Regions from separate parts of the Homo sapiens genome. Here all the other regions are linked to region 2. Evidence: chromatin contacts called from ENCODE Hi-C or POLR2A ChIA-PET data. All regions are on one chromosome and are shown on one strand. The core of a region is the stretch at or near the end of the contact, and the rest is flanking DNA. Distances in the headings are between cores, read along the strand shown. Region 1 holds the start of EWSR1 (EWS RNA binding protein 1). Region 2 holds the start of FBXO7 (F-box protein 7). Region 3 holds the start of TTC28-AS1 (TTC28 antisense RNA 1).

The links. Hi-C counts contacts between places; a loop is a spot of excess contacts on that map. ChIA-PET counts read pairs that join two places held with the same protein, here RNA polymerase II (POLR2A). Pooled maps may share reads with other maps.
Region 1: a loop to region 2 is called in a map of CD4-positive, alpha-beta T cell, with 11 times the contacts of the local background. The contact joins the promoter of EWSR1 here to the promoter of FBXO7 in region 2. A Hi-C loop is called at or near these places in 3 of 168 maps with a recorded cell type or tissue (CD4-positive, alpha-beta T cell, CD4-positive, alpha-beta memory T cell and CD8-positive, alpha-beta T cell) and 7 of 50 pooled maps. POLR2A ChIA-PET finds 5 or more read pairs at or near these places in 1 of 52 experiments (activated CD4-positive, alpha-beta T cell).
Region 3: a pooled map shows a loop between it and region 2 (22-fold over the local background). The contact joins the promoter of TTC28-AS1 here to the promoter of FBXO7 in region 2. A Hi-C loop is called at or near these places in 1 of 168 maps with a recorded cell type or tissue (CD8-positive, alpha-beta T cell), 1 of 37 single-sample maps with no recorded cell type and 8 of 50 pooled maps.

Annotation. Positions count from the first base shown.
Region 1 is chr22:29,266,759-29,269,630 of GRCh38, forward strand. It overlaps EWSR1 (EWS RNA binding protein 1), which reads left to right and starts at 1,510. Exons shown (of 17, transcript NM_005243.4): 1 at 1,510-1,591. The coding sequence starts at 1,579. It overlaps RHBDD3 (rhomboid domain containing 3), which reads right to left and starts at 1,223. Exons shown (of 7, transcript NM_012265.3): 1 at 990-1,223; 2 at 668-819. RefSeq lists enhancers at 1,102-1,973, 1,366-1,425, 1,536-1,595 and a silencer at 1,766-1,855.
Region 2 is chr22:32,473,381-32,476,241 of GRCh38, forward strand. It overlaps FBXO7 (F-box protein 7), which reads left to right and starts at 1,431. Exons shown (of 9, transcript NM_012179.4): 1 at 1,431-1,744. The coding sequence starts at 1,623. RefSeq lists enhancers at 406-465, 1,191-1,691, 1,354-1,523, 1,692-2,192, 1,778-1,947 and silencers at 1,512-1,701, 1,712-2,021.
Region 3 is chr22:27,917,691-27,920,625 of GRCh38, forward strand. TTC28-AS1 (TTC28 antisense RNA 1) reads left to right here and starts at 1,686. Exons shown (of 5, transcript NR_026963.1): 1 at 1,686-1,855. It overlaps PITPNB (phosphatidylinositol transfer protein beta), which reads right to left and starts at 1,566. Exons shown (of 12, transcript NM_012399.5): 1 at 1,482-1,566. The coding sequence starts at 1,501. MIR3199-1 (microRNA 3199-1) reads right to left here and starts at 2,922; the gene lies at 2,835-2,922. MIR3199-2 (microRNA 3199-2) reads left to right here and starts at 2,836; the gene lies at 2,836-2,921. RefSeq lists enhancers at 766-1,751, 1,752-2,736, 1,907-2,086 and silencers at 1,017-1,336, 1,527-1,596.

The DNA.
Region 1 (2,872 bases), core at 260-2,759, 3.2 Mb before region 2:
CCAGAGAGACAAGAAGGCTGCCTAATTTGCTCCCCTGCCAAGCGCCTTCTCCACATCTACCAGTTTCCTGCAGGAAAAATGTGGAAAGCTCCTCTGCCTGCATTGTCCTTCCCTCCATTTTGCCAGCAGGCAAACTCCTATTTCACCCTTGGAAGCCCAGCTCAAATATCCCTTCCCCTCCTCTGGCCCCCTAACATCATGGATCTTATCCTTAGGAGCACAGCTTGGCCAGTCTGTCTCCCTAGGCAGGTGGTCTGAGCTCATGGCTCCTCTGATCCAACCCCACATTCCCCAGGGTATTCACAGCACACAGCCAGTGCTTTATATATGTTCACTGAAAAAAGGACACTAGCTTGGCTCCTGGTCCTGCCGAGGGATTTGAAGGTGAACCCTGCCCTTCGCGGACCCGGGCATCCACCTAGGGGGCTGGGGCTAGAGGTCCAGGAAGGTGGGCAGGGTCAGCCTTGCCTGGAGGCAGGGTTTGGGGCCAAGGCACCCACCGTAAACCTCCTCCTGCATCGACACCTCACAACCATTCCCCAGCTCTGGGCACCTTAGCAAGGGTGAAGGGCTTACCCGTGGACACTCGGAACTGGGACTTGAGCCCCCTGGACCTCACTTTCTTCAATCTATGAAACGGGGCAGTGCACCACCAGGCCCTGCCTACCTTACTGGGAAGCCGGGAGGGCAGAATGGAAAGACAAGGACGGAGATTCTTCCGGTGGCGGATAGAGTAGGGGGTCCCAGGATCTGTCTGGTTCGAACTCAGCTGGTGACTTTGCAGAGATACTCAATTTCCTTGGGCCTCAGTTTCCCCTTCTGTAGAAACAAGGATATCGGATGAGGGATGATTAAAGGGCCTGCTCCACCTCGACCGTTACCGGGGATAGGGTCTCGGGGCCAGGCACGGCGTTCGAGGCCTCCCACCCAGCCGACCGGCCTTGGGGACCCTTCCCCGCTGGCCCGGGCCACGCGTCCCGGGTACTCACTGCAGAGCGCGCCCGGCAACCCCGAAAGGCCGGTCGGGGACCCCGGCTGGGAGTCAGGACTCTAGCTCCCGGGCGCGACCCGAGAACCCTGAATCCATTCCGCGCACACCCGGCCGCGTGACCCCTGCCGACCGGCTGGCGCGCCACCCATTCCCCGCGGCCCGCGGATTAGTCAGCAGTTGTTCTAGTCCGGGTCCCTTCCCCCAGCCCTCCCGCCGATCTCCGTCTCCCTGCAGGGCCGACTCTTCAGCGACCGTCCCTAGAGCCAGCGGACGGAACCATTCCAAACAGCCTAGTCTCGTGCTGAGAGCCTCTCCGGTTTCACGCTGAGACCCGCTCACCCCCGCTCTGGCCCCTTAGATGCTATTTTGGCCCGAGTGTCACGTCGGGCGCTCTTTAGAGAGGACTGGGACAAGAGTTGCGGACGCGAAGAACGAGTAAGCGGTGGTTCATCCCTCCTGACCCCACCCCCGTGGCCTGGCCCGATGGTCGCGCCCGGGGTTGCGAGATTTGCGCCTGCGCAGTGCGGCGCCTAGAGGGAAAGCGAGAGGGAGACGGACGTTGAGAGAACGAGGAGGAAGGAGAGAAAATGGCGTCCACGGGTGAGTATGGTGGAACTGCGGTCGCGCCGGCGGTAGCCGGAACGCCCAAACTGGGGGTCGTTCGTCTCTGGGCTTGGCTGGGAAGACTGAGTGGAGTTGCCGAGAGGGGGTTGAGGCACCCGCCGCGGCCCGACGAGCTCGGGGATCCGCATTCCTCTCCCCTCCCCCAACCGGGCGGGCCGGTTCTGGAATCTTCCGGCGCCCGTGGCGCGCGGGGGGCTTGCTGCGGCGGGGGCGCGCGGGGCCCGCCTTGGCCTCCATTGTGTGGCGGTCCTCGCGCCCTGAGCTCCGGGCCTCCCGCCACGTGGGCGGGGCCTGCGGCCTTCGAGGCCCTGCGTGAAGGGGAGGATTTGGCCAGGCCTCAAGCCGGTCACTATGAAACCGCCGGGGGGCCCGCAGGCTGCTGTCCCTGTGAGGCCTCCCTCCCCGTTTTCAGGGTTTCCTGAGAAACCAGGGGAAAAAGCAAATAAAGATACCGTGGATTTGTGGGCCGAGGGGTGCCGGCCTATGAGCGGGAGCCCCGTCATCCTTAAGACCCAGTCGGCTGGGGCGTCTGGCGCTGCCGAGCTGCCCCCTCTGTGGCTTCCAGCCCCAAGCCGAACTTCTGCTCGCCTGGGCTTTAGACAGAATGTGCTTCCCTCCTCCAGGGCCCCCAGTTTGCCGCTTTCTTGGGCTTCTCCATTTTTATCGTTATTAATCCACGTCCTCCCCTCCCCCAAAACCAATTAAGTGGCTTCCCAGGGCCCTTTTTCTGCAAACGCCGAGGGACATCCGTTGTATAATAAGGCCAGCCTGGGTCGAGAGACGAGAAACGCTACCAGAAAGATATTTCTGGTCTCTCTGACCTAGGAGGAACAAAAGGCCGAGCCTTCATTTGAATTATGTTTCAGCAGTGGCCTCGCACGTTTATTCGCCTGCGTTAGGCCGGCAGGCCTGTTGATTTCGTAGGTCGACAGAGGAGAGGGGAAAAAAGGCCAGTAGAAGCAATCTTAAAGGCACTTGCAAGCAAGCCCCGGTTGGGAACTCCAAAATGGGAGTAGAGTGGTCCTTGATGGAAGGAGCGTTTAAGAGTGTCGCCTAGCCATCACCTGCAGTTCGCAATCTGTGGGTACACTAACCCGCGAAAATTGGCAGGGTGGAGCATTTTTGCCCCGGGGGTATTCTCAGGCCACCTGGTTCCAGGCCTTAGAGACAGTGGGAGAAGATGAGAAGGAAGACAGGAAAAGTTCTGGGCACTCCAGAGTTTTTGGAGTCCAGAATCCAGCAACTTAAGGACAGTTT
Region 2 (2,861 bases), core at 181-2,680:
CTGTAAACTTTGCATGGGCAGAAACATGTCTTTTTGGTCTCTTGAGTCTCCAGCATGTGGGGTATCTGTCACAAAGTAGGCAATCAATACATATTTATTTGCAGAATCAAGGGCAGGATGTGGACAAGTGCTGCCACCTATTGGGAGAAACTTTATTTGACTCTAAGGATTTGGACTATGGTTATCACACAAGGACGAAACTTGATACTCTCTCTCATCTAAGTTATCATTAGTTAGACCCTCTATGGTAGCCAGCCTCCAGGATGGCCCGCAGCGATCCCTGTCTGTTGGCATTCATACCTTTGGCTGGATCCTCTCACACATAGGGTTGGTTTGTAAATATGACAAAAGCCGTATGTGACCTCTGGAGCTAGGTCATAAAAGACATTGTGGCTTATACCTTGGTCTCTCTGGGATCACCTGCTCTGAAGGAAGCCAGCTGCCATGTCATGGGGACACTCAAACAGCCCTATGGGGAGGTTCACGTGGTGAAAACAGGTCTCTGGCCAACAGTCATGACTGTGCCATCCTGGAGGCCGATCCTCCAGCCCTAGTCAATAACTGCTGCCCTGGCCTACAGTTTGTAATCTCATGGGAGACCTGGAGACAGAACCACCCAGCCACGCATCCCCAAATCCCTTTACCTCTAAAACCTGTGGGACAACAAATGTTTATTGCGTTAAACTTTGGGGTGATTGTTATGCAGCCACAGAGTTCTAATAAACTGTCGGACATAGATTACTGGCTACAAATAGTTCTACTTTTTTTTTGAGACAGGGTCTCGTTCTGTGGAACCAGGCTGAGGTGCAGTGGTGCGATCACAGCTCATTGAGGCCTCGACCTCCGGGCTCAATCGACCCTCCCGCCTCAGCCACCCAACTAGCTGGGACTACAGGCAGGCGCCACCACACCTAATTTTTTGTATTTTTTGTAGAGATGGGGGGGGGGGTTTCACCATGTTGCCCAGGCTGGTCTCGAACTCCTGGGCTCAAACGATCCACCCGCCTCGGCCTCCCAAAGTGCTGGGATTACAGGCGTGAGCCACCGCGCCCGGCCAACCTAAGGATTAACCTAAGGCTTCTCAGAGCAGATGCCGCTGGAACTGAGGGCCACGGAAGAAAGGGGGTGACACTTGGTCCTGGGGAGTGGCGACTGTATTGTCTGTCTGCAGCATCCCTATCAGCGCTACCGTTGTTCCACGCACACAGGGAGTAAGTACTGGGAGTCCCAGCCACCGCCGCGGAAAATCTGGGATGCCAGCGAGCGGCCGCATCTCGGCGCCTGCGCACTGTGCCCGCGCTCTCAGGCAGCGCCGTTGCGCGCGGAGTCATCGATCGGCCGACCCCGAGAGGCCCGGTTCCTTTAGGCCGCCTGCCCGCCTCCAGCTCTCGGGGTCGGCTCCAGGAGGCGCCCTCAGGAGAGGGGCGGGCGCTCTATTCCAGAGACCGAGTGGCAGGGCGGCCACTGTGGCGGGGCTCTTTCCCCGTTTCGCCTCAGCTACCCCTCAGCTCCGGTAGTCGCCAGTCCGGGGTCGTCGCCGTTTGGGGCGGGAGCTGCTCGGCCCCGCCGCCGTCCCCGTCGCCGCTTCCGGGTCCAGGCCCCTCGGGCCGCCTGCCGCCGTCATGAGGCTGCGGGTGCGGCTTCTGAAGCGGACCTGGCCGCTGGAGGTGCCCGAGACGGAGCCGACGCTGGGGCATTTGCGCTCGCACCTGAGGCAGTCCCTGCTGTGCACCTGGGGGTACAGGTACGCTGGGGCCGGGGCTGGGCGGCCCGCGGGGAGTGGGGAGTGCTTGGGGTGGGTGCAGGGCGGGTTGGCGTCATCTGTGGGCTGCAGGCGCGGGCGTGGCCGGGCGATAGGCCAAGTGCGGGGACGCCGGGGGGGCCTTCACGGGAGGCCCGGGCTCTTCCGGGCGTCGCGGAGCCGGAGGGTGCAGGCGACGGGAAGCGCGGGTGGTCGGCTGGGGTCCGGCTCCTGGAGAACATGGCCCGGCCTCCCGGGGGCTCTGGTCCCCTCCTCGGTGAGTCATGGCTTCTGGTTTTGCAGTAAACGGAACCAGGGAGAGGAGGGAACGCACAATTTCCACAACTGGTTAGATTTCAAGTTGGAAATGATGAGCTTGGCTTGGGTTAAACCTTTCTGGACTGTGAGGGGTCCGAGTTAATTTCTTCAGCTGTTGGAGTATTTCAATGAAAAAGTTTGGAAATTGCTAGAAGTTAAAAATCTGCCCTCAATCCGAGGCCACCGGTAGCTTGTATCGCTGCTGTGAAGCGGCAACAATTTTAGATTCTGTTGTGTTCATGCGCCGAGCACCGCGGTGAGCGCTTGGACTTCGCCGCCGAAAAGTTTTAGAAAGGACAGCGTGTAGGCGTGTTTCAGACCATTTCATTTTCTTGGGTGAAATGTTGCTTTTTTGCTAAAACTGAGGCAAACGTTGATCTTGAGAGCTTGCAGTTTGGGGGCAGTAAAGTTGAGAAAGGATCATATTCTGTTATTGGTTTGTGGGACTGCAGGTGAAGCTGCTTTGTTTCCCTAAAAGATACTTTTTGGGGACAATAATTTGGGAGTAAAGCGGCAAGGTAAGAGTGGTCCTCTTCAAATACTGAGCTAGTGAATTTGAAACTTGAGTGTGCTAAGGAAAAATGAAAAAGATGTTCCCTGGGGATTTTTAGGTGAATTCTTCAAAACAAAAGCAAACCTTCCTACGTTTTCACCTTATTTTTAGGGAATTGGGTAAAATGAGGCCGTTATTCTGAACTTCTCGCCCTTTCATTTTCCTGGTTAAGACATTATTAGATTGAAAGTAAGCCTGTTTTCTTCCTGATTAAAAAAAAAACCCTAAATAAGATACTGACATAACTCC
Region 3 (2,935 bases), core at 436-2,935, 4.6 Mb before region 2:
ATGCGAGGGACTATTCTAAAAACTGGGGATATGAGAGTGAGCAAAACAAACTCATGGCCCTTACATGTAAAAAGAGAACACAACTAGTAGGAGAAAAATAATAATAATAAATTGTATTGGCATGTTGGATGGTGATAAGTACTATGGAGACCGATAAAGCAGGGAAGACAAATACCACCCCAAATAGTGGGAACTACAATTAGGTCTTCAGAAAGGGATTCCCTGAGAAGGTGACGTCTGAGCAAAGACCTGGAAGAAGGTGAGTTAGTGTGCCAAGGGAAGAACACTTCAAGCAAAGGGAACAAAAGCAGGTGGAAAGGTCTTGAACTGAACTTATTCTAGAGTAGCAGAGGAACAGCAAGGAAGCTTGCGAAGATGGAATGGGCAAGGAAAAGGTAGTAAATGAGATCAGGGCAGGAAAAAAAAGTGTAAAGCCTTGTAGCTGTTGCAGAGGCTTTGACTTTTATTCTGGGTGAGACAGGGAGTCTTTGGGAGGTATTAAGTCTCAGAGAAGTGCATCAGTGACTTTTTAAAGGAGGTTTAAGAACACTAAAAATAAGGTGTCTGAAAAAAGCTAAATTAAGCCAAAAATATTTCTAAGAATTTAAAATGAAGAATTTGAAAACCAACGAATGGGCCATACTCGACCTCCCTAGCTGCCCAAAGGATGCTGACGACACGAACCAGCTGTGACAGACGAACATTCAGAGGCAAGCAGATTTCCGTAATGTTTACAGTCCTTGCCAGTAGGAAAAGCCGTGACTTTTCAACAAAATCACTTGGCCAGTCGGATGCACCTCGAAATCCCTCCATTTGACAGAGCACGTGTTAACTTCTAAGAAAGTAGGTGGGGCCCGGGATGTCACCTCATCTTAAAACATGCGGAAACCAAAAAGAGAAAAGGCTCTCCCGTCAAGTCAGCGGAGCTGCCCAGGAGAGCGGAGGCTTTCCGGAATCCCGGCTCCACCACGAACTTCAAGGCGCCAGCGTCCCACCGCGAGTCCTGACACGAGGGCTGCCTTCAACCGGCAAGCCCATCTCCCGCTGGTTACCAGGGGACTCCACCCCGGACGACAAATCACAGTCAGAACCAACGTGTCTCTCCCACCCTCGGACTGCGGCTCCTTCCCACCGGCGGGCCTGGGGGTGGGCCCAGACCCAGCCTGGGGGTGGGGGGTTGGGGAGAAGGCGGGTCCCAGCGGAAACTCCCGGCCGCGCCTTCCCGAGCCATGCGCTCGGGCCGGGACCCAGCCGCCTTCGCCCCGGGGAAGGGAGAGGGCGTGTTACCACGGCAATGCCTGGAGGGCCGAGGGGCGCACTCGCTGAGGGGCTTCGAAGGGGCCGGGGGAGGGAGGGGGCGCCCGCAGGGAGGGGCTGACACAGGGCTGACTCCGATTTAGGAATATCCTACCACTTCTCCATCAACAAATCTCCCATCACTGCCGTCCCACGGCCTCGCTCGCGCCCACAGACCCACTCACAATTCCTTGATCAGCACCATCTTCCCGGAACCCCCTCACAGCTGCCGCCGATACCACCGCCGCCGCCGCCGCTACCGCCTCTCACAGCGCCTGCGCGGCCCCGCCTCCCTGCCCCCCCGAGCCACCATCGCGCCTGCGTGCTTACACCCTTCCGCCGCGACCAGTCGCGTCAGCGCGCGAGGGGGCCTAGCTCCGCCCAGTTTCGTGCCCCACCCCGGGCACACGAGGCCTCCACTGCGGTTGCGCAGCCTGCCGAAGAGCGTGCGGCTTCTACTGCGGCTGCGCAAGCTCGACGCGCGCACTCTTGTCTGCTTACGAGGGCTCCTCCCTTCAGCTTTGGTCCCTCGGGGCGTCTGGGCAGCCTACGCTTTCCGGTGAGTTTTCCAGTTGGTTCTTTGGAAGCCGTTTTGCGGTGACTGGTTTTCTGCTCTCTCTCACTGCTCCGAGTCAGGGCCCACCTCCTTGACCGACACCTCACCTCCATAGTCCACATAAAAGACTCCTGACAGGTTCTGGAGGCAGCCGACGCCAGCTTCTGTTCCCCTCCCCAGCCCTTGGCAGCTCAGGTTCCGCGGGAGGACGTTCACCTGCTTCGCGGTCTCGTGGAGGTCCACCGCGGCGGAGAATCCTAAACCTCACCTGTGACTCGGCAGGATGAGCGGCCAGCACTCCCGACGGAGGCCCTCTGGGAGAAAAGAGGCCCTTGGCCTCGAGACCCAGGAAAGCGGGCTGTTCAGGAGTTGGTTCGCGCAGTTACACCGAAAGCGCCGTGGGCCTCAAAGCCGCAGCCCGGAGGTCGCTGGCTTGCTCTGTGTCAGACACGGTTCTAGGCAGTGGGGATGCATCTAGAAGCAGACACAGTCCCTGTTCTCAAGAAGCTCACAGTCTAGAGGAGACAACTCACTTGGAAAGAAAGCAGGGAGAATTTGGGGTGGTGGGGAAGTGCTATGCTATGAATACAGTGGAGTACTGGGAGAAGCAGAGGACTCAAGACAAGGGCTGTCTTAGGAGGCGGTGTTTGAGCCTAGCCTGTTAGGATGTGAGAGGGGCATTCCAGTTGGAGGGAAATATGACCCGAGGATGGAGTAAGCCTAGGGTGTTCAAGGATCAGCTAGAGGGCAGATGTGGCCAGAACATCCTAAGTGAGGGTGGGAAATGAGCTGGGACCAACTGGATTACTAGGCCATAGTAAAGAATTTGTCTTCTAAGAACCATGAGAACCTGTTGAAAGGCTATTAAGACGATTAAAATATCACGAAAACATTTTTGTATAAACATCTGGTGTATCTGATAGTGGAATACATCTGTGGAGTTAGGGCTGCCTCCAAAAAAATAACGGAAATGGACTGACTCAGTGACTCCCAGGGACTGCCTTAGGAGAAAGTTTCTGGAATGTCAGAACTTCCAGAAACTTTCTCCTAAGGCAGTCCCTGGAGTCACCGAGTTTCTCTTAT